Regions from separate parts of the Mus musculus genome. Here all the other regions are linked to region 2. Evidence: chromatin loops called from intact Hi-C (ENCODE). Cell type or tissue: left cerebral cortex. All regions are shown on one strand.

Region 1 (8,000 bases), 170 kb before region 2:
CCCTTCTAGGCCACGAGGACTCCCAGCAGGGACGAGGCGGGCCTGGATCTGCTCGCAGCCTACTATAGCCAGCTCTGTTTCCTGGACGCACGTTTCTTCAGTCCCTCCAGGAGCCCCGGGCTGCTCTTCCACTGGTAGGGGCTAGCAACAGAGGCGGAGGCCCAGGGAAGGGAGGCCAGGTCGTTATGGGAACTGTACCCATCCTGACACCATGCCGCAGGTACGACTCGCTCACGGGGGTCCCGGCACAGCAGCGGGCTCTGGCCTTCGAGAAGGGCAGTGTACTGTTTAACATTGGGGCACTCCACACGCAGATTGGAGCACGGCAGGATTGCTCCTGCACCGAGGGCACCAACCACGCTGCTGAGGCTTTCCAGAGGGCTGCTGGTGAGAGCTGTAGACCATAAATAAGAAGGGTGTGGCGCCCAGCTCTGTGGCAGGAAGTAGTGTTGGTGGACATGGTCTCCCTGTGTGACGTTCTGAAGGTCGTCCTGGTGGGCATGGGGAATCCCTGCCCGCATGAGCACTGTATCCATCCTCAGGGGCCTTCAGACTCCTGAGGGAGAACTTCTCCCACGCGCCAAGCCCAGACATGAGTGCTGCCTCTCTCTCCATGCTGGAGCAGCTCATGATTGCCCAGGCACAGGAATGCATCTTCAAGGGCCTTTTACTGCCAGCCTCTGCCACACCTGACATCTGTCCAGATCAACTGCAGCTGGCCCAGGAAGCTGCCCAGGTGAGGGCAAGGAGCCCTGCCCAGAAGCCCGACTTGGTGGCCACTCAAAGAGTGAGAGCAGAGCTCAGGAGGACAGGGACAGAGTTGGGATGGAGCCAGGTCAGGGAAGGATGGGCACCTGCATCTAGTGCTCTGTGTCATTCGCTAAAGCCAGTTGCTGTCCCAGCTTTTCTTGAGGTCCTGAGAATAGGAACAGAGCCCCCAGATGCCCAGGTCTGGCTCAGCTTGGAGTCTAGGGAGAGGCTGCTGGAACTTGGGGCAGAGTAGATGGAGATTAAGCCCAGGGTGCAGAGGCAGTGGCCTTGTCTCTTGAGCTCCAATGGGCTGAGGGAAAGACAGAGTTTCCATTTGTACCTTCATGCCTGCTGGCAGGTGGCAACTGAATATGGGCTTGTGCACCGGGCCATGGCCCAGCCACCTGTCCGAGACTACCTGCCTGCCTCCTGGACTAACCTGGCGCACGTCAAGGCTGAGCACTTCTGCGCCCTGGCCCACTATCATGCAGCCATGGCCCTCTGCGAAAGCCACCGTGAGTGTGTCCCTCCTCATGCCTGTGTGGACCCACAGAGGCTCCCTACTCAGGCTCATGGACTCTCTGACCCCTAGCAGCAGCCAAGGGTGAACTCGCAAGGCAGGAGCACGTCTTCCAGCCCTCCACTCCCCATGAGCCCCTGGGCCCCACACTGCCGCAGCACCCAGAAGACCGCAGGAAGCTTGGTGAGACATCCCAGGCAGGGCCCTGGGCTAACCACGGTGTGGCCCCGACAGCCACTCAGCAGCTGACATCCCTGGGTTGGTGGGAACTGCTGAGACGAGGGTTGTTAAACTGGGCAGCTGGGGACAGCTCTTTCTTCCCTTGCTGATCTGTTGGGCCTGGCAGGACTTTCCCAATCTGGTCAACACCATCCAACCCTGTGGCTCATTCCACTTCCTAATGCATCCTGAGACAGAGGGTCTGGAACCCCGCCTGGAAGGGGCCAGCTTGTATGCATGATGCATGGTGCGTGCGTGCGTGCGTGCGTGCGTGCGTGCGTGCGTGCGTGCGTGCGTGTGACAGTGCCATGCCTGTGCACAGCCAAGGCCCACCTGAAGCGTGCCATCCTGGGCCAGGAGGAGGCGCTGCGGCTTCACACCTTGTGCAGAGTCCTGCGCAAGGTGGACCTGCTGCAGGTTGTGGTGACTCAGGCACTGCGGCGCTCCCTGGCCAAGTACTCACAGCTCGAGCGCGAGGATGACTTCTTCGAGGCTACGGAGGCCCCAGACATCCAACGTGAGCATCTAGGGCCCTTCGGGATGAGTCTGCCAGTCAGAGGGCCAAGCTGAGCCCCCGCAGCTACAGCTGAGAGGCAGTCAGCAAGCCGGGTGTGGTAGCACGTGTCTATAGATCCCAGCCTAGCACTAGGGACCCTGAATCAGGAGGACAGAGTTGAAGGTCAGCCTCACACAGTGAGCAAAGCCCTCTTTGGGTGGGTGGGAGGCAGGCTGTGTTGAGAAGTGGAGACTGTGAGGATATCAGCCCAGCATCCCCTGCCACTTCCTTCCCCACTTGACTCTTGCCTTGCAAGAGGGGACAGAGGCACAGTGCCAGCTGGGGCTTCCAAGTACATTCCTGGGAACCTCTACGTATATTCAGGGAAATAGTGTAGCCCCAGCTGTGAGTAGGGACAGCTAGGCTTTGAGGACCCAGGACGGTCCCATGTGCCCCCTCGGGCCACACACTCCTCTGAGCTGAGCCAAATCCCACCGGTGGAACGCTGGTTCTGGGAGGGCCAAGGGCCTGGGGTTCAGCTCCAATCCTCCTTTCCCTCCTACCTGGTCAGCCAAGACTCACCAGACCCCAGAGGTGAGGATGCCTAGCCTGTCGCAGGTGAAGGTGACTGACTTCTTCCATCGGCTGGTGAGCAGGCCAGTTCCCCAACCTGTCCTCCTCCCTTCGGCCCCACCCCTGTTCCTGCTCCAGGGTGTGTGGGCTAAGATGGGGGTCAGTGGCTCTGTGACTGCCACCCAGCCAGCCCTCCACCACTTGTCTCCTCCCAGGGACCCTTGTCTGTGTTTTCAACCAAGAACCGATGGCAGTTGGTAGGGCCGGTGCACATGACTCGAGGAGAGGGAAGCTTCGGGTTCACGCTGCGCGGAGACTCTCCAGTCCTCATCGCTGCTGTCGTCCCTGGGGGTCAGGCTGAGGTAAAGGCCCTCTAGCCCGGGGTGCTGGAATCCTAGAGGACCGCTAGATACTGCCACCACCTCACCGATCCACATTCTCCGCAGTCCGCTGGCCTGAAGGAGGGCGACTACATCGTGTCCGTGAACGGGCAGCCGTGCAAGTGGTGGAAGCACCTGGAGGTGGTGACACAGCTGAGGAGCATGGGCGAGGAAGGCGTGAGCCTGCAGGTCGTGTCATTGCTGCCCAGCCCTGAGCCACGTGGCACAGTAAGCGCTTGGCCTAGGAAAAGCTCCCCAACCCTCAGTCCTACCCAGCCCTGGTTGTCCCCAACCCCACCCCCGGGTCCTCAAAGGGAAAGTAGCTAGGTAGCCTTTAGTAGGAGTGGCTTTCTGGGCAGTGGTCACCTCTGATGGTGCCTCCATAGCGTGGCTACTGTCCTACTCCAGATGAAGCGCCCAGACCACCTTGGTGGGGTTTTTGTCCCCAGAGTAGACCAGGCTATCCCAGAGGTCACATCTGTCCAGCATGGCCACCCCGGGTTTGGGTGGCAAGCAACAAACAAGGAGCCTCGCATGGCCACTTCAAATGCCCCTAACATGCCCCTAACACACCTATGGCTCCTAGAAGGCTCTAATATTTTCTCAGGGTGGCCACAGATAGGGCAGGCAGTGATGGCTGACAACATCCATCTCTGTCCTGGCTGCAGGGACCCCGACGGGCAGCACTGCTGTGGAACCAGAGAGAGTGTGGTTTTGAGACACCGATGCCCACACGTACCCGCCCCTGGCCCATCCTTGGCTGGAGCCGCAAGAATAAACAAGGCAAGACTGGAAGCCACCCTGACCCCTGCACCAACAGGAACTGTGTCACCTGCCCCTGAGCTGGACACCCCGTATCCCTGTGTGCTCAGGATGGCTGTGGGGGCCATACTCCTATGTACATCACCCTGGAATCAGCTCCAACTAGCCAGATGTGCCTAGCGGGGTCTGTCCTCTACTCTTGGGGACTATCAGGCTGCCCCCACCTTGCTTAGAGATGTCTATTAAAAATGCTGGTCAGATGAGGTGAGTCTGAGTCGGGTACTGAAGCTTCGGTCACTTTACCCCACCAGAGAGATGTCTCAGTGTAGTCCAGATGTAGTTTCCCTCTGCAGAGGGCAGCAGAGCTGGGGCTGTCCTCCAGCAGCAGGCCCCTTGGCCCCTGCCATGCCTCATCTACTCTGCGGATGCCTGGCTCTATCCTCACATCCAGTTGCTCTGGGCATGTACCCTGACGGCTCCACCCTGATTCTGCCTGGTTCCTAGTAGCCCTTCTGGTCACCAGCCTCCCTTGCTGGTTAGTCAGCTCTTCCGTGTGTAAGATCTCAGCAAAGACATTTTTATCTCCAGTCCCCTCATGCTTCCCCAGCTTCCAGACCATCCTGTTGCCCATTCTACCTGCTCCCACGCAGGTCCTGACAGGTTCCCCAGAAGGATGGGCTCAGGACCCGGACTCAGAGGGACAGGGTGGGGACACCATATGAAACGCAGTCCTGAGCTATGCATGGCTGAAGCCATGAAGATGCTCTCCCTCAAAGGCCCTGGAAGGTTCCGCATGGAAACAGAAAGGCTGTATGTATCTCCGTGGTAGAGAATGCAAGAAACCCTGGGCTCAGTCCCCGAACTAGAAAGAAAACAAAACAAATTAGATGGAGAACTTGCTCTCTGCAACCACCAGGGGGCGGCTGTCACCCATTCATGCAGCCCGAGGAGGCTGCAGCTCTTCCAACCCCCAGGATTCTGAGAACCTGAGGACGGCCCAGGAAAGAGAAGCAAGCGGCCATAGTCAGCAACCCACCCACGCCCTTTCAAGCCTCTGCCCAGGGGCTCCCAGGGGAGAGCACCCAAGTCCATGCTCCAGGTCTGCCTACACAGTCCAGGGCTCTGCCGCCCATCACCCTGGCCAGACATCCGCGTCCAGGGCCAGCCGGTGAGTGGAGTGAGTCCTGAAGACGCAGCTTTCTTCTGAAATAGGAGAGGCACCCACCCAGGGGATCCACTCACCTGCCCTCCCGGGACAATCTCCAGCTCAGCAGAATGGACAAGGCCGCTCAGGCTCCGCAACACTTGCAAATTTTATTAATAAAACTGTGTGTCAAGGAAGCCATTACATGATAATCAGGAATGACAGGGGGGCAGACCTTGTGGAGGACAGTAAGCGTGGGACACACACACAAGCACATCTTGGGTGATCTGTTGAGATGACGCCTGGAGCTGCCCCTCGCCTGCACAGTGAGTGGCTAGGCTACCAGGGCCTGTCTGTACCCTCTCCACTAATCTTTCCATGCCGCCTTCGCCTTCACTCCTGGGCCCTTGCTAACTGAGCTCTCTGCCTTAACTCTCAAGTACCTGGCTCAAAAGTTTCCCCATTTCAGGGACCTCTCTTAAGGCCCTTCCTGTGCTGTGGAGACTCCTCCCAGAAGGAGGACAGAGGTCCTTGACTCAGGCCCAGCTGTCAAGGTGAGAAAGCTCCCAAGACCAGGTAGAGTCTAGAATTCCATCTGGGCTAGGACTGAGTGACCAGGGAAGCCCTACCTAGCCCTCTGTGTGAACTTTTTAGACGAGAAAATGGGTGTATGTAACGCACACTGGCATGCTGGAGGGTATTGGCCCTGATCTTCACACACACTGCTACCCTAATGGACCAGCTGATGGGTACCCCACCGAGAATGTGAGCAATCCTGGTTCTGGCCCATTTACCCTGGCTTATCTCTTCCTACCATCCCACCCCACACAGTTCCCCAAACCTTCTGACCTAGCTGGCATCTTCTCAGCCTTTAGAGTCGATGTCCCCACCTTGGGCTGCTTTTGCTTGGCCACACCCCTGCTCAAAACTGCAGCCTCTGGCTTGTGGATCACAGGTGAACCCTGGGGTCATGAACAAGGATAGGGCCAACTGGCTAGTGAGGGCTCCGAGTACCTGCAGAGGACAAGTGACATATGTCACACATGTGCTGCCCAAGAGGGAAGAACAGGGACCGGCCTGTCTCCTCACAGCCAATGAGGAGCCAGGGTCCAGAACCATCAGGGAGATCACAAGGCTCGTAGAAGTGAGGTGCCTGTGCGCACTGGCCACACATACAACCCAAGTCAGCTCACACCACGGAGGGGTGCTTCATTTTCAGAGTGGCTCCCTGGGCAGGAGGCTGAGACGTGCGTATGCTGTGATTCCTTTCTGCTTTGCCAACAAAATCTGCCGAGAGGGGAAAAGGCAAACTCTGTTTTGCTTGAATCAGCAGTGAGAGGCCCGGAGATTAATGTGGGAGAGGGAGGCGCAGAAGAGAGAGTGGGGGTGGAGATGGAGTGAGGGCGGGGTGCACGTGGAGTGGGGGGCTGGTGATGGATAGTCAAATAGAGATGGCCAGGTGGAAGGACCCTGCTACCTGCCTCAACCTCAGGGGCCTCAGGGCTACCGTCTTCTAGGCCCCTCCTTTCACATGTGTGCTTTGGGTCTGAGGCCCAGCCCAGAGCCTCCGCCTACCACTCGCACCCCCCATGCCCATCAATATTTTATTTTGTTCATTGTTCCCACTGGCCAGGGATTTGTGAGTTCAGCTGCAGACATGGGAGAAAGCCGTGCACCAAAGCTCCCAGGCCGGGGAGGTGGGTCCCTGAACTCCTGTCATCCCTTAGTAAATTTAACACTACACGGTTGGGCTGTCCAAGGAAGAGGGGTGAAGATGCAAGCCAGACATGTGTCCTGCCTGATGGGGCACCTAAGTCAGGAGCCCACAGTAGGGGGTGGGGGGGTTCTGGCTGGGTACTGGCTCAAGTGGGGAGAGGCAACTGATATAGGACAGATGCAGGAGTGAGCTACTCAGAACTATAGCCCAGGCGGGGGAGAAAAAAGATGGCCAAGCCAGAACAAGGCACAGAGTTACAGCGGTTTAGTTGCCTGTGCCTCCGTTTCCCAAAATAAGAAAGAGGGTGAAGACCTGCGGCTGGCCTTGGAGGAGCTAGATCAGTCCAGATCACACTAGCCTGGCTAGAAAGCCTATCGGCTTTCGGAAAGCCACTGCCAGAGAACAGCCATCACACCGTGGCCTGCCACGGCTCTTTACCAAGAGCACAGAACCCACAACTCTGGTGGGCAGGGCAACAAAACTCTCTAGACAATGGGGGCCCAGGACCCTGGCTCCCTCGGGAGTAGAAATGTTCTTGGCCCTGTTCCAAGAGCAGAGGACACTAGACAGGCCCAGCAAGGGCTCTGCTCTGACTCAAGAAAAGATGCACTGTACCCGTATAGGCCACTGAGACTCCAGTCCCAGCTATGTATGTCCTGTGGCTCTTCCTTCAGCTCTGAGGAGATGAGTGGGCTGTGGCCACAACCCAGCCCCTCACCTGCAACCATTGTCCTCAGCATGCTGCTCTCATGTGTCAGGTAGGACAGGACCAAAGAGGCCCCAACCCTGGCCCTATCCACTCATGAGGCCCGAGTCCCATTCTCCCCTGCAGGCTGTGGAAGTGATCTCCCCACACACCTGCCCCGAGGCCCCAGAACTGTTCTGCAAGGCACACACCCCCTTCACTCTCCGCTTCTGTATCCCCAACTTCACAACCCTCACATTCCCCTCTCCCTCTCTTCTCTCCCCCTCTCTTCTCTCTCCTCCTCCCCACTCTTCTCTTTCCCCAACAGCTTTTCACCCCATCTCCATCCCCACCAACACGGGTCTCTGCTCTACCGCCCAACCTCCATCGTCCCATTCAACCACGGCTTATGTCAAAATCACTTCCGTGCCGCCATCACTGAAGTCCCCTGCCTCTGCCACAGTGCTAATTCATTTCTGTCAATCTAACACAGGTTAGAGTCACCCTGGGGGAAAGGGACCTTCAGAGGGTAGTCAGATGGGCCTGTGGGCAAGTCTGTGGGGCACTTTCTTCGTTGATGATTGGTGTGGGAGGGCCCAGCTCGCTGTGGGTGGTGCCATCCCTGAGCAGGTAGTCCTGGGAAGTATAAGAAAGCAAGCTGAGCAGGCCATGTAGAGCAAACCATGAAGCATTGGTCTTCCTCCCTGGCTCCTGTCTGCCTGACCTTACCCACTATCCCTGGCATCAACACCTT
Region 2 (8,000 bases):
TCTTACTGTAGATGCCAGCAGCCAATAGCTGGGGAGAAGAGAAAGAGGAGGGGTTTTAGATTTTCCTGAGCTTGGGATCTCAAAGAGGAGGCAGGGAGGAGGGAAGTCATGCCAGAGACGTGCAGGACAGAGAGGCAGAGCTGCCAAGTAAAGGGACCAAGAAAACGTGGCCCGGAGGGCTGCTCAGTTGGGTCTAAAGCAGCCATGGTGAAACACAGAAGTTATTAAGTAGTAACTCGGAATTATTGGCAGAGTAGATTCTAACAACATGAAGGTTAGGCAGTCGTCCAGCTATTGTGCTGCTTGAGGCATATTAAAATGTAAAGGCTATGTGTGTGCCTTTCATTTGGGAACATAAACCATTGAGGCAGGTAGCAACCCTGCACCAGGATTTATTAAATTATCAATACTACACTTTTCATGGCCACTGTGCCTCAAGTTCCAGATCAAAATCCCTGCGTCTTCTGGTCTCAAGATCTGGATCACAGCTGCGCCCTCTGTTCTGGATTGTAGCTCATTCCAGATTAAAAGTCCAAATGAAAACAATCCAGGTAATTCCAGATTAAAAGTCCAAGTGAAAACAATCCAGGTAATTCCAGATTAAAAGTCCAAGTGAAAACAATCCAGGTAATTCCAGATTAAAAGTCCAAGTGAAAACAATCCAGGTAATTCCAGATTAAAAGTCCAAATGAAAACAATCCAGGTAATTCCAGATTAAAAGTCCAAGTGAAAACAATCCAGGTAATAGCACCTAACACGACCCGGGTTTGCTGTTATGAAGAGTGTCTTAATGAAAAGGAGCAAGCTGAGAAAGGAAAAATACAAAATGTATCGTTCAAGTAATAAAGATGCAGCAGGAAGTGAAATAGAACTGAATCCTGGGCTGGGCAGGGGGGGGCACACACCTTTAATCCCAGCACTCGGGAGGCAGAGGCAGGCGGATTTCTGAGTTCGAGGCCAGTCTGGTCTACAGAGTTCAGGACAGCCAGGGCTACACAGAGAAACCCTGTCTCGAAAAACCAAAAGAGAAAAGAAAGAGGAAAAAGAAAAAGAAAAACAACAAAAAAAGAGTGAACATTAGTAACCATGAAACAGATTTTATACCAGGCTGTTTTGAGACTTTCATCGTCAATGCAATTATTTAAAACCTCTTCACCTCAGCCTCAGGCAGACTCTTCAGACAATGGCAAGAACTGCCACATTCTTTATCAAAATATCTCAAAAACAATTTCTCAGCCACATACTAACATTCTTCTCCACTAAAATCTATCGGGCCAGGTCTGCACAGTTAAATCATTCTCAGCACCAACATCTTCCATATTTCTCCGAGGATGGTCCATTAAACCCTGCTTTAAGCATTCCACTATTTCCCAAACCAAAATCCTTATTTCTCCAAACAAAACCGTGGTCGGGCCTATCACAGCAATGGTCCCTGGTGCCAACTTCTGTCTGAGGGTTTTACTGCCATGAAGAGACACCATGACCAGGAACTCTTATAAAGGACAACATTTAATTGAGGTTGTCTTACAGGTTCTGAGGTTCAGTCCATTATCATCAAGGCAGGAAGCATGGCAGTGTCCAGGCAGGCATGGCGCTGGAGGAGCTGAGAGTTCTACATCTTCATCCAAAGAAAGCCAGGAGCAGACTGTTTTCAAGCAGCTAGGAGTAGGGTCTCAAAGCCCACCCCCACAGTGACACACTTCCTCCAACAAGGCCACACCTACCCCAACAAGGCCACACCTCCTAACTGTGCCACTCCCTGAGCCAAGCTTATTCAAACTACCACACAAGGTCTCACCAAATTGCCCAGGCTGGCTTGAACTTATGATCCTGTCTCAGCTGTGCCACCACCTCTGGTCCTGGTAGGGTTATGACTGCATCCGGGCCTGGGCGGTTGTGGTACACACCTTTTGGCAGTTTCTCTGCCGTAAGGTGAACCCATTCAGGCCCTAACGAGCGTTTGCCCTAAGCTACTGGAATTTGAGTCCTGCCCTCAGGCTGATATTAGTCCTTAACAGGCAGGGAGGGAGTATTTTTATTTTATCCGTATTTTTATTTTATGTGTATTTTGCCTAAATGTCTATGCACCACATGCATGTACTACCTGTGGAAGCCAAAAGAGGGCCTCAGGCTCCCTAGAACTGGAGTTATAGAGAGTTGCTAGCCACCTTGTGGATACATGGAGTAGAATCCTGTCCTCTGCAAGACATCCTCTGCAAGACAGACAGGTGCCCTGAATCACTGAACCATCCATCGCCCTAGCCTGACTTTGGTCTTGCTGCATACTGGTTTGCTCATCTCTAGCCAAGCTAGACCTTGTGCCAGGCCCAGCTCATCACAACCAGTTTCTCAGCCAGACGTTCAAGCCCTGCCATGTTGTCATGCTGATTTTAAATACCTTCCATGTAGGTGCTAGGGAAGCAAATGTAAGACAGGACCCCATGCTTGTCCCCAGGAGACCCCAGTGTGGGGGAAACAGCCCCCCCCCCCAACTCATCACTACATGGTGCATACCCTGTGTTTGTGAGCAGGCCTCCCTGAAGCCATGGTAACCATTCTGTGTGGAGGAAGCTGCCTCTGCCAGTGCCTGGAGAGGTGGGGTCACCCCTGTGGCCGACTCTTCCTGTCTATCCAGCTACGCCATCCACAAGGCGTTGGGTAATGACATACCCATTCACAGTCTGGTGGGTGTGGAGTGCTTGCTTCCATACTTCAACCCAGGGGTGCAATCCTGGCTTGGGCTCTCCAGCATGAACGGATGTTAGAGATACCTTCTAGAAAACACCATTAGATGAGTGGGCTCTGACAAGAGTGGGGATAGGAAATGGATTGGTTATCCAAAGGAGTAGGGACAGACAGGAGAACAGGCCAATGCCTCTTGAATAAAGGGCACATTAAGCTAGAACAGCTGTAGGGAAGAGAGGTAGGATGAACCAGGAGGGCTGGATTACTGATGTAACTAGGAAGGCCATGACAGATAGGACTCTGGCTGACTAGTCCTAGGAAGGGCACACTCCAGAAGTGGACAGACTGGCCTGGCAAAGAATAAATAGACCAAGACTATAAAAGGCACTTGAGGTAGAATGTGCCATCCGCAACGCAGTTTTCACGTCGTGGGCCCATAGAAAATAGTTACAGGGCGAGGGGCACCAGTGGCCAGCACCAGGCCCACAGCGACCCTTCAAGTAAGGTCTCTTCTGCAGATCTGCTATAGTGGGGGCTGGCGACAGCGTTGATAGCGCCCACAAATCTGGATACCGGGCCTGGCTCAATGAGGTTCAAGACAGCTCCATCGGCCTGCAAGGCTCCGGCGTAGGAACGGACTATCGTCATAGAGTGGATGGGGCCTTGGAGGGTATGAATGGTGGCGGCGGATGAAGCGGAAGAGGTTGGGGCTGCGTGTCTGGACCTGCGCCCGGGCAAGCAGCGCCACCTGCTGGGCAGACACGTGCGCTGCCGAGGAAACCGCAGACTCCGGGTCGCCCTGCAGCTGTCCTAGGTCTACACAAAGGGGCAACTCAGGCTGCGTGGGAAAAAGGAGCCCGGGGTCCACCCTCACCCATTCTGTCCTATCGACTCCTCCCCAGAACCCTCCACCTCTCCAGCACTCTACCCCATGTTAAATCTGGTTCTCACCCTGGAACAGAGAGTCCAACAGGTCCTGACTGATTCCTTTGGGCCTCGTATGATAGACCAGGAAACCTGTACAAAATTGAGAGGTCTGGCCCAGCCCTAGAAAAGGTTGGCCCAGCTCTCAGAGCCCTAAGTGAGTAAGTTGGCCTCACCTATTAGCACAGTGGCTGCCCTACGCAAGGTATCCTGTGGGCTCCGCAGGTAACCCTGGGTCTGACTCAGGAAGTATTGAACATGGCTTGGATATCGCTGAACCTAGGAACACAAATGCTTGTGACAGGATGGAAGTACCAGTCCTTCATGGAGCAGGTAACATGAACAAAGGCTGTGTGGACCAGTGGTCATGTTTAGCTCAGGTAGAGACTCTGTTTTGAGGGAGAGTGGACTATAGACTCCTTGGGCAAGCAAGCGGCTGACTATACCCTGGTGCTTTCTCTACTAACCAGGCGGTGGCAGACGCGGCTGAGAGCCTCAGGGCTGTCGTAGTGAGCCACAGTTACCATCTCCTCCAGCAGGCCCCATCGAAGGGCCTGATCGCAGCGGGCTAGTGTCCACTCAGAGCTCTGGAATGGAGAAAGCAAGCAGGGTTGGGTGTCCAGGAGATGGCAAGTGGTGGAAAGAAAGGGAAGGTGGCCAGAAAAGGTTGGCAGAGCCCAGGGTGAGGTGCCCAAGCGAAGACCTGGACCTAAAGGTCCTTGAGATTCTTGTCGCTAGCCTGAAATCTTCAGAGAGGCCACGGGGTAGGAAAGGTATTGGATGAGTCAGATATGGGACAGAAGACTGACCTCAGCAGCGTCCTGACTCGAGTCATGTAGGCGCAGCAACAGGGGCACCAGACTCTGCAGCACCAGTTTCCGCAGGGGTCCCCGAAGCCCCAGCCGGAGCCCCCGCTGGCCCCGCCGCACCAGTGTTCCAAGGAGTCCCACTGCCGAAGCGCGGACCGAGTCGCGAGCCTTCGTGGAAAAATATAGTCAGAGCTCAAGGAAGCAAGAGTGGGAAAGATCAGTGCAGAGTAAGGAGGGACGAGGCCTGATCAGGGCTGCAAATTAGGCCTTAATCTGGTGGCAGGTCCACAGGCAACTGAGCGGGGAACATAGGCAGAGCCCGTGGGTAGGAGTGAGTGTCTGTGGACAATTCCAACGGGGATGCAGTGGGACCACAGGGCAGGATTTTGCTCACATCGTCCAGTAGCGGTGGGAGACGTGGTCGAAGCTCGGAGCTGAGGAGTCTCACGGGTGCTCCGGGCTGCAGCAGTAGTCTCCGCAGTGCGCCAAGTGCAGCGCCCACGAGCCGCACATCACCTTCGCCCAGTGCTCTTAGGAGTACTGGCAGCAACATGTTCACATGCCTTATCTGTAAAGACAGGACTTGTGGCTGGACCTTTCCAGACTCTACCTAGCGTCCACCTCTCCCGGCATCTTCCAGGTCGGCACCTTCCCACGATTCATTGCAAGGTTGCCAAGGGCAAGTAGGCCTAGCCAGCGCACGGTGGGCTCTGGGTCACCCTGCCAAGTTCGAAGGCGCTCCAGGATGACTTCCTCACGTAAGAGACGTGCAGTAGACTGACTCTGTAACAGCTAAGCAAAGGGGCACGGAGTCAGCATATCTCTGTGTCTGAGCAGGAAGTCACCACTCACTACCGTTCTGGGAAGCAGGCTCACCCCAGTAAAGAAGGCCATAGCGGTGAGGCGTTGCGGGTTGTTGGCACTTCGTAGCCGAGGGAGCAAGTCCGCAAAAAGGCCTCGGAGATGGTGATCAGCATGTGCCACCATGGCACTGAAGTAGGGGAAAGGGGAGTTCTTCTTCCGCTTGGAAGGGCTCATCCCCACCTCCTCCCCCATGCCACCATCGCACCTGGCTAGCAGGGAGCCTTCTCCTGTTGTACTGTCCTGGGTTGCCTCCTCACCTGGCCAGCAGCAGGACACCCTCCAGGTGTGTGTGGGCTCCTACCAGTCTCCTCCAGCCTCCTGCTTGCTCCATACATGTGACCACCATTCGGCCACCATCCCCTGTGAGCAGGGCCTTTAAGGCCTCCACTGTGCAGCTGGAGGTGCGAACAGTTGTGCAGTGGGCAGTGAGGGCAAGGGAGGCCTGTCCCACCACTCACGTATCCCAGGGTACCTTCTCTCACCTGGCGTGGCTGTGAGGTGGCCCTCGGTGGGAAGGCTCCCAAACCTTAGGGCTGTCGGGGGAATGAGCACCTTGAGCCAGCTCATGCAGCTGTGTGACCAGTGCTAACAGCAGGTGAGGGTAGAAGCCTCGAGTGGCTCCCACGCAGCCAGAGACGGCCAACATCTCTCCAAGAGCGCGAGTGGCCTGTAGATCAAGTGAGCCCACCCTTGGAATTCTGACAATTTTTGGATGTGTACAGGATATCCCAGACAAGTGTAACTCTGGAGCTAGTCCTACCGTAAGTGGTTACTCTTTGGCTGCTTGTGGCCAGACCACGCCCCTATGTGTAGGCCACGCCCCCTGATGGCTCTTGCTGAAGCCACTTACTGCCAGGGCCTCAGACTCGGGAGCCGCCACACCCTTCAGTGCCCACAGCAGTTGCACCAACACCTGCCCGTTTACTCGCTGATTCCGGCTTAGGCTTCGCCACAGCTCAGAGGCTGCCCTAGGGGTGAGGGGCCATGTAGTGAAGAGGAGTTGCAAAGAATCCTCAGGAAAGCCCACCACGGCGACCTCTAGGAAAAGGCTCCAGAAGCAAACCATCCTTTACCCTTCCACCATCCCATATCCCAGAGAAGACAAACGCAGACGACAACAGAGCCAGCCCCAGAGATCAGCAGCCCTCTGGACTACACTGTGAGCCCCGTTGTGTCAGCTACTGGGAAACAGACCTAACATTATTTTTTTTAATTTTTAAAATTATTGTAAAGAATTAACCAAAAATAAATATTGGGGTAAATGACCCGAAGAGCCAGAGGCTTCTAGGTGATCAAGCCACCGTGCTTACTTATGCCGCCCACATCTTCAGGTAAAAAGCAGGGGATGGAGGGAAAGGAGAAGAGAGAGAGAGAGAGGAGAGTGTCAGAGTTAAACTAAACCCAGGTATGGTGGTGTAACACCAGCAAAAGTCTAGGGGAAGGGATTTCCGGGGCCCTATTCCCTTACTGCCCGGTGCTGCAGGAACCAGATCCTATGACCAAGCTATCAAGCGGGAAGGGGGAAGGAAGCCGCGTGGGGCAGCGCAGCGCGGCTGGGCGGGGAGGGTTACCGGTCCGGGGGTAGCGAACTGGGTAGCAGCGCACACACCACGTCCTGCGCATGCTCCAGAGCCAGTGCGCTCAGCACCCGTAGGGCTGCCCTCCGGGGTCTCCCCTCTGCCAGGCTAGGGACCTGTGCCAGCAGCCCACGCACCAGACCGTGGACCTGGGTAAAAGGAACAAACGTCAGTAGTTAGAGCCCCAGGACCTCAAAAGGAAACTCTTGCCAGCACCGCACCTCCCTACACTCAGAGCAGCCTTTAGGGGGAGTGTGGTCGAGGTTGAAGGGAGGCTTGCAGGATTCTCTGGATGGGGATGCTAACCTGGTCCTCCAGCCGCTGCCCCCGGGCTTCCAGGGCTGAGGACAGAGTGAGCGCTGTTGCCTGGGTCCCGGCATAGCCAGCCTCCTCCAGACAGGCAGCTGTATACAACGCAAGGTCTGCAAGGGTTCCTTCCTCCCAGGAATACTGGGAAGCCTATGATGGAAGAATGAAACGTGGAGTTTCTGAAGTCCCCAAGCCGATCTCAACTATCCTCCCTAGTCCTCCAGTCTTCCCATCCCTCAGATGGCGACAAACCTTCCTCCCGTATGATCTTTTCCATCCGTTTACCCTCAGGACTCCTCAATGCCCCCCCCCCCCCCGTACTTCTTGTCTTTCTAGTGCCCAAGTGAACAGCCAAACTTTGCATCATCCAGCATCTGCCCTCTTACTCACCTGGTACGGTCTCTCGGGGGCTGGCTCCTGGGCATTGTGTGGGGAATAGATCTCACTACCAGCTGTGGGGGCAACCACTTCATTCCCAGGCTGGGCCTCAAAGGCAGGGGTGAGTGTTTGAATATAGGGCTCAGGCTCGGGCCCAAGCTCCTGGGGATCAGACTGAGGGCCTGTAGAAGAGGGTCCCACAGGCTGCCCCTGGCTAGCCCGGATTCCTTCCGCTAGAGCTGTCAGAGTTAGGGAGCCCACAGGGCCGTCCCGGCCGTCCCGGCCCCGACCCCACACACCCCCAGCCATAGTGTTCCTACCAGCGGCACCTGCCACCACTCTTCCAGTGAAGTTGTGTCCAGACCTGACCTAGAATCAGGCCCCGGGCGGGCCCACAGGCGGGCCTACAGACAGGCGTGGTGGCGTGGGCATAGACGTAGGTACATGCGAGTCT
Region 3 (8,000 bases), 160 kb before region 2:
TCCAGGGATCCTAGGGCACCATGAAGGTTGGTGACAGCAGTGTCCCAGTGATCCTGCTGGCCTGGCCTGTTCCCTCCCACCTGGTGGTGTTTTCGGGCTCTCTTACAGACTGGGTACATGCAAGGGAAGCAGGGGCTACATCCCACAGTGCCACCATGAAGTGCCCTTCCCACAGGTGGACTGTCCCCCTATGCCCAGCCTGCTTATTCCCTTGTAAGTGGCTCTCTGAGCAACAATGGCATGTCCCCCTGTCTCCCTAGCCCTGCTCTGCCCACAAGACTCCTAAGTCAGGCCTGGGATGGTTCCCCTCCATTGAACTACACAGAGCATTCGCAGAAGTCTCTCGGACAGTCCCTGGCTTCTTATTCCTCTGTTATTCCTCCTTTTAGCAGTGAATGGGGCCCAGGGCTCACACTTGCTGCCTGGGCCCAGCAACCTCCATCATCACCTCTCCAACTTCCAGGGCCCTCGGTTGGGCAGCCAAGCCCCACCCAAGCTCAGGAAATATAGTCAGACAACTACCCCAGATCCTGCCCAGACAGGCTGGAACTGGACCTCCACAGCCTATTAGAAAATACTCCAAAGTTCCCTCTCAGCCATTTTCAGCAAAGGTCTGTGACGCTCAGCATGGTGCTGCTAAGGCCATATCCACTGTTGCCTCCAGCTTCCCAGTTTCCCATGCTGGTCCTCTGACGCACGGATGGCATCTCCCTAGCTGGACAGCCCCTTCTCCTACATCTCCTCTAGGGCCTCCTGACAGTGGGACCCCCAGAATATTCCCCAGGGTAGTTCTCAACAGCGTGTATCCCTGAGACTCTGGGGATAAGTGTCTCACAAACAGCAGGGCAGAGGAGCCCTCATCTAGGAGGATAGGAGCTAAGACAGGCCAAAGTGAAGCTGGAGACCAGAGGTAAGGCTCCGGAGGAAGCTCGGGGGAGGTGAGAGAGAGAGAGAGAGAGAGAGAGAGAGAGAGCAGAAGCGCTGTGTCCAGCATAGATTGATGTCTCTGGCGGCCGGCAGCCCAGAATGTTTTTAATGGTCCCTAAAGCCCTGGGTCAGCCAGCGCTGAGCTCAGCACTTGCTTTGGCCAGTCAGTAGGGCGTGAGCCACTGGAAGCCCACCTCAGGCCCCAGCCCCCACCCGATTGTCTCTGTCCATGCAGGGGATCCAGGAAACGCCCCCCCAAGAACCACAGAAATGGACCCAGACCTCTCCTGGGCTTCCTGAGATTCACGTAATGATTCCTGAGTTTGGGGCTGGGAATCTCCCATCCTTGGAGCCTTTCTGGGGCAGGCATGGAGAGGTAGCGTCCACTGAATCCCACCCCATTTGTCACAGGCCCATTAGGTGCTGACAGCTACTTCCCATCTGCCCAGTCAGGGCAGGCCAGCCTCCCTTCACCCCCCAGCAAGCCCCCCTCCTCCCCAGTGCCCATCCATCATGGGTTCTCCACCTTGCTCTGTGCTGGGAGCTTCTGAGGCAGCTTTCCCACTGGGGAAGTCAGGGCCTGGAGGGAGTTGGTTCTTTATTCTGAAGCAGGGACAGTAGCTTGCAGGCTTACAGCACGTACCACCAACCTGACCTGGAGGGAGACCATAACCTATGGGCAACTGCCTGTGTCACCAGTGGCCTTTTTAATGAGTGGGCCTCCCACTGGACCTCACAGCCCATCCAGGGAGCTCTGGGCCTCCGTTTTCCTAAGGCTTAGACACAGGACACGGGAGGAAAGCTGAGTACAGCTGGTTGCCGGTGCCGGAAGAGAAAACAGCAGGCCACACTGCAGAGAGCAGAGCAGTGCTCTGGGCTACGGCCTGTGCCACTCCAAATAAGCAGCACCTTTAGTTACTTTCCTGTTGCTGTGATAAAACACCACATCCAAGGCAACATAAGAAAGACAGTTAATGTGCTGGGCGGTGGTGGCACACGCCTTTAATCCCAGCCCTGGGAAGGCAGAGGCAGGCAAATCTCTGTGAGTTCAGAGCCAGAGTTCTGGTCTACAGAGTGAGTTCCAGATCAGCTAAGGCTACACAAAGAAATCCTGCCGCAAACAAGCAAGCACTTCATCTGAGGCATATGGTTGCCGAGGGTTAGCTGCCCTGGCGGCATGAGCAGCTGAGGGTCGCACCTTGATCCATAAGTTGCAGGCAGAGAAAGAGATGATGGGAATGGTATGAGTCTTTTGAAACCTCAAAACCTGTCCCCAGTGACACACCTCCTCCAACAAGGCCACACCTCCTAATCCTTCCCAAACAGTCCCACCAACTGCGGACCAAGTGTTCAACTATAGGAGCCTTATGGAGGCCATTCTCATTCAAATCACCACAAGGTTTCTCCATGGAAAACACAGGGGCCATAGTTACCTGAGGGCACTGAGCATGCTAGGATTCTTCATGAATCTGAGTCCTACTTCAGAAAGGGGGGTGACCAGCACAGGTTGGATAGGTCTACTCTCCACACTAGGATCTTCAGAAAACATAGACACTCCAAGACATGTATTTATATAGCAGTGAACCCTTTGTCAGCTAAACATATCTCAAGTAACATGGGGGGGAAGAAGGAAGTAGGGAGATTCACCTAGGCTGGGGTGGTTCTGCCATTTCCCTTTGTGTTTCTGCCTTAGGAGAGCACACGCCTGCCTCAGAGCACACTCACTGAGGGAGAAAGGCGCATTTGCCTCCCCACAGGGGTGTGTGAAGGCTGAGAGACTCCCAGCGATGCTCCTGTCCTCCGACCTCCTTCCATATTTCAGTTTCCCACTTTCCCAGGCCCCCCCCCACAGCCTGGATTAATTTGGGAAGGACAATGTTTATATTAACCGTTCATTTATCGACGTCTGCTTGCTGGGTCAATGGCCAAATTTATTGTCTCACAAGATGGGCCGTATCGAGCCAAACAGCCTCCTCCCTCCCTCCGACAGCCTAGGGTGGAGAGACGTTGTCAATATGAAGTCCACTGACCTTGGGCCTACTAGTCTCTGCTGCGAACTGGGGAAGGAGTGAGTGGAGCTGGCAGCAGGATCAGCCCTGCATACACAGACCCACTGTGGAACCCTCAAAGCTCAGGTGTCACTGACCCAGGCAGAGCACAAGACAGAGAAGTTGGGTCAGAGAGTCAGTTGACCATGCACACACAAGGTGCCTGCCATGCCTAGTCCAGGCTACTAATAGGATGGAGGAGGCAGTCACCCAATGACAGGCTAGTTCAGAAGTCAGAGTGGATAAGCAGTGTGTCAGAAGAGGTTCCAGGGGCCCCAGCCCCTGCAGTACTGATGCCCAGAGCCCAGAGGCATCTGAGGGAGCCAAGGATTCTCCTCATCTTTTAGCTGTGCCAGCCTTTCTTCCAGGAGGATGAGGAGTTGAGGAGGGTGAACGAGGCCTCTGATCTCTGCCCCTGCATACGAGCCACAGAGTTCTGCCATATTAGAGAAGGGGTAGCGAGGCAGGGCTGAAATCCTTTCTGCTCTCTGCCAAAATCCCACCATGCTGCCTCCACAGCGCCCCCCAGGAGGACTCAACCCTGACCTATGGCCTCAACAGATGGCTCCAGACATTCCTCGGGTGAGAAGCTACGCTCTGATGAGGACAGGAGGACCAGAGCTGGTGTCAGCATTCTGCAGGCGACTCCAAGCTCAGGTCTGTGACCACCAGGCTCTCCTGCCCCTCCTCTCACCCGGTTATTTCATTTATTCAGTCAACAGTGGACATACTATGTACCAAGTTTTGAAGATAACTATCAGCCAGCAAAAGACTCCCCGACTTCTGGAACAGCCCAAGGCTAGGGTGCAGGCTGCAAAGCTGAGGTGCAGGCTGCAAGGCTGGGGTGCGGGCTGCAAGGCTGGGGTGAGGGCTGCAAGGCTGGGGTGCGGGCTGCAAGGCTGGGGTGCGGGCTGCAAGGCTGGGGTGCGGGCTGCAAGGCTGGGGTGCGGGCTGCAAGGCTGGGGTGCGGCTGCAAGGCTGGGGTGTGGGCTGCAAGGCTGGGGTGCGTGCTAGGTGGAGTGGTTTGGTCAGATGCAGAGGAGATTACAGATATGATGAAGTGTCTGCCTAGGGACCTGGACATGTGAAAGTCCTGAGGCAGGCACTGTGGGCAGCAGGGTAGTCTGGAACACATGGGAGACAAGCACAGAGCCAGCCAGGGGGACTGTGGGACTCTAGCACATACTAGTTAGAGAATGGGGGCAGGGAGAGTGTTCTGCGCAGGTTGGGAATGGTATGTTCTGGTGTCTTTTGTTTGCGGTGCTTCTTGTTTGTTTGTTTGTTTGTTTGTTTGTCACCTTTTATCTCTGAATGGCCTAAAACTAGCTAGAGACCAGGCTGGCCTTGAACTCACAAAGAACCACATGCCTTGGCCCCCAAGAATTGTGATTAAAGTATGCAGCACTGCCCCATTCTGGGGTCTTATGAAGGTGTCTTGTGTAGGGTGTGACTGGAGATGGTCAGAGACCAGAGGTCACACAGGGTGGACTTGTGCTGTGCCTCCTACAGGTTGGTTGCCTACTCCCTCACTCTGCCCAAAGCTTTCTAGGCTGTGTTTCACCACACAACCACTAGGAGGCGCACAGAGCCCAGATAGGTAACAGCTCTATGGAGGCCAGGGGCTAGTCAAAGGGCTCATTTGTTCACAAGCCTCTCGTCGATAGCTTGGGACGGCAGCAATGTTGATTGAGATGCCACACTTGAGTTAGAATCTCCACGAATGGTGATGAGCATTGATCAGCTCATCAGGGAACTGGCCCTGGCAATAGAGAGGGGAGGGGAGACTTAAGAAGGAGAAAGGGGAAGGGAGGAGGAGAGCAGAGGGGAGGGGGATGCAAATCGGGACAGACGGGAGGGGGCGGGCACGAACACAGCTCCACCCCCAGCCCCTTCAAGGTCTTATTTAAGCCCTGCCTCTCTACCTGTGACCCCGGGGACAGGAAGATCCCCACGTCTGTGTTCCCTTCAACAGAGGCGGGAGCCATGCCAGACCCAAATGCCTCTTCGCAGTTTCTTCTTATACACATAATTAATCGCGTTATTTCCTTGAGCTGTCTTAGATTGTAGACAAATGATTGAGGATTTCCACGTCCCCTTGGAGGGGGTTGTTTGTGTGTGCACGCCCTGTCAGCCGCAGCTTGCATTGCAGTGATAGAATGGTTCTAGCTTTCAGTCCTGTGGTGACTGGTCACAATCCCAAAGCCACACCCACCTACCTTAGACTTGGCCCCTGTCTGTGACTCTGCGGGACGGGGACCAGGCAGCACTGCTATCTCCAACCTTTCCTGCCAGCAAAGTTAATCTGCTGCTCTTGTCTTTTGCGTAAGGAGTCTGTCAGTACTGGGTCATTTTCTGTTGTTTGAACGGACTGTGGTTCATTCATGCATCACTTGCTGAAGAGCACCTTGGCTGCTTCACCACAGAAAAAGCTGCTGGAAACACTGTGTGGCTTTGATGGGGAATGTGGTTTTGGTTTTTGTTCTTGTTTAACAGGCTGGCAAAAGCCACGGTGCACCACCATCCCTGAGGCCTGCACCTCCCTTGGTGGGAAGCCACCTGTCCTTCCGTAGAGGCTCTGAGCTGCAAGAGAACAGTGTGTTGCTTCCTGATGGGCTCTGTACCCCCTGGGGGTACAGGATGGGGTACGCGCCACTGCAGAACACAAGCCTCCATCCCCTTACCCCTGTGGGCTCCTAGTCACCTCTGGCTCTAGTTACCAGACCAGTTGGTCACACTGGGTGTCTACATACCATCCAGCAAGTCATAGTTGAACCCCCTCCCCCTTCCTTCATTTCTATCTGTCTCTCTCTCATCCCCTCCCTCCCACTCTTTATGCCTGTATCCTCCCCTCCCCTCTCTTCCTCTTGAACACTTCCAGCCTTGGGTCCTGCTTATATGTGGACTGACCCCACACAACTGTGTCATCATGTCCTGTCTGAGCTTTCTCTCCTGTGTGCCTATCACCTGGATGGTGTAGCGACTCTCCTGTGGCTACTTCACTCAGCTCTCTGAGCTTGCGACGGCCTCTTCCTTGGTTCTCTCTCATTTCTCGGTACCCTGACCTCCAACATGTGCTTTGTGAGACTCAGAACACCTCAGAGGTCCCTATTCTGCAATCCTGAGTCTGGTATACGTGGGGGTGGGGGTGGATGAAAAGGGTTGCATGCCTGATGAGACACTTTACCTTTCTGACCCCTTTGTATCCGCCCCTACTCTACCCTGCTGGAACCTTCCGGTTTCTTCTCTGCTCTCAGCAGTGTGAGGTTTTATGGTTGTCTGGGTCTCTTTCTATCAGGCAGCAAAGCTTGGGTCCATTTATGGGAGTAGGGAGGGGCCTTCTTCTCTGTCTTTAGCATAGTCTGCTTGGTCCTGTCCAATCTTAGGTGCTTTGGGCGACAACTAAAGACCTTTGGTCTCACTGAAGGAAACTCCTACCTCTCCCTAAAAAACATCCCTCTGCAGAGTCCCGGCCTCAAGCTGTCTTCAACCACACCCAGCCCAGGCCACAACTACTGGGCCCTTCTTTAGCACACATCCTATGGAGAACCCAGCAGAGAAACCTGAGGTGGATGGTAATAGTGTTCCGGGCAGCAGAGGGGAAGCCTTTGAGAGACCCAAGGACAGCCTCTGGAGTTAAGTTCACCCTTAATATTGATTATGTGTTTCGCTCATAGTTTGGCAGAGTGGCCTGGAACCCAACCCAGTAGCCTTTGGCTTACCAAGGAGGTTAGGCTGGTTTGGGGTGTCTCCTAAGGCCCCTGGAAGTCCTGTGGGGTATCAGTGAAGAAGACATAGTGGGGGTACAGATAAGAAGTAACCAGAGGGGGTAACATGGGCGATGGCCACCCAGCTAGGGGTCTGCTCATCCCAGCTCTGGCCTCTGCCTGGCCTAATTCCACAGCAGGTGCCGTGTTCCCCTCTACAACATGCCCTGGGGGTTGATGGATAAACTGTCTGGCTCATTTCCTCACTGTGAGGAAATACACTGAGAGCCAGGCAGCGTTAGTGTTTCTATTTAATAAAGCACACGGGGCCATGTATAGTAGGACCAGGAGTAATGGCACTTTGAATCTCAGGACTCAGGAGGTGGCAGATTTCTGTGCGTTAAAGGCTAGCCTTGTCTATATGGCAAGTTGTGTGAGAGCCATGGCTACATAAAGAGACTGCATCTCAAAAAAAAAAAAAAAAATCATATAATCCCAAAGCCAGCCCAGGACATTGCCCTGCCTGGCTCTGCCTCCTGCTGTGGTGCTCCTGCCCCATGGTTCCCCGCTGGGCTCTTTACTCTGTCTGGGCTCCTTATAGGCAGGACTGTGTGAGAAGCCCTGTGGCAGCCCAGGGCAGCCTGATGCCTGCCCTGCAGTAGAGCCATGCCTAAGCTTCCAGGTTCTTCTGCAAACTGATCCAATGACTTTGTCCTCCCGGCACAAGGGCTTACAGTGACACGAGGACCTGTCCCCACAGTATCGCCCAGCTCACTGACATTGATGCCACTAGCTCCCCTGGCAAGGCTTGGTAAGATGGATGCCTCTGGGAGGAGCCCTACCCAGCCCCCAGCCCACTGCCTCTGTCCTTCTAGTGGAGATGCCTCCTGACTGCTTGGGCCAGAGTTTCACAGTGAGCCCTTTATGCTATGGGAGAGTGCTGTCTTCGTAGACTTTTGCCCAGCAGCCCCTGCCCTCTGTGTGGAGGGGGATGGGCAGAAGACAGAGGCTTCAGGGTCTCTACTCAAGCTCTGCTGGCCACAAAACTGGATCTGAGGTCCCTTACTCTCTTTCCTGGGGTCTAGCCATGAAGCCCATTGTCCTTCCTCCTTGGAACTTCAAGGACTGCAGACAATTGTTCAGCTAGCTCCAACAATCATAGCCTAGCCTCCTTCGGCCCTAGAGTATGTGTGTGTGTGTGGGGGAGTGTCTGAAATGGTCCAGCTGTCCCATCTGATATTCCTCAGGGCTCCCCTGCATAAGGATTCACTGTTGGGCCAAACCCAGTCTTCAGGAAGCTTCTGCCTGGGTTATATAGAGC

Evidence for each region. A loop is a pair of places that touch in the nucleus more often than their neighbours do. Peaks named below come from ENCODE experiments on the same cell type or tissue, not always from the same donor. Only the 100,000 strongest peaks of a DNase experiment are listed, where the experiment ranks them.
Region 1: a loop joins it to region 2, with 5 times the contacts of the local background. A loop is called at or near these places in 25 of 42 quality-filtered maps.
Region 3: a loop joins it to region 2, with 4 times the contacts of the local background. A loop is called at or near these places in 25 of 42 quality-filtered maps.

The regions. Positions count from the first base shown.
Region 1 is chr15:75,710,446-75,718,445 of GRCm38, forward strand. It overlaps Rhpn1 (rhophilin, Rho GTPase binding protein 1), which reads left to right. Exons shown (of 15, transcript NM_001163465.1): 6 at 10-134; 7 at 221-387; 8 at 543-736; 9 at 1,109-1,265; 10 at 1,346-1,453; 11 at 1,812-2,006; 12 at 2,557-2,633; 13 at 2,774-2,920; 14 at 3,005-3,166; 15 at 3,607-3,974. The coding sequence ends at 3,780. Among named protein-coding and RNA genes, the nearest start is that of Rhpn1, 10 kb to the left of the region's middle. In left cerebral cortex, CTCF peaks have their summits at 1,823 (motif pointing right) and 4,609 (motif pointing right); a DNase peak (open chromatin) is centred at 4,639.
Region 2 is chr15:75,880,869-75,888,868 of GRCm38, forward strand. It overlaps Mroh6 (maestro heat-like repeat family member 6), which reads right to left and starts at 7,904. Exons shown (of 14, transcript NM_001282443.2): 1 at 7,559-7,904; 2 at 7,166-7,318; 3 at 6,854-7,008; 4 at 6,133-6,250; 5 at 5,765-5,949; 6 at 5,540-5,677; 7 at 5,295-5,409; 8 at 5,067-5,210; 9 at 4,813-4,986; 10 at 4,419-4,586; 11 at 4,077-4,196; 12 at 3,786-3,888; 13 at 3,637-3,702; 14 at 1,492-3,501. The coding sequence starts at 7,855. The coding sequence ends at 3,269. In left cerebral cortex, CTCF peaks have their summits at 2,115, 3,436 (motif pointing left) and 7,067; DNase peaks (open chromatin) are centred at 3,403, 6,114, 6,920 and 7,073; H3K4me3 peaks cover 1,004 bases; H3K27ac peaks cover 236 bases.
Region 3 is chr15:75,723,223-75,731,222 of GRCm38, forward strand. No RefSeq gene overlaps it. Among named protein-coding and RNA genes, the nearest start is that of Mafa, 21 kb to the right of the region's middle. In left cerebral cortex, a CTCF peak has its summit at 4,547 (motif pointing right); a DNase peak (open chromatin) is centred at 4,547.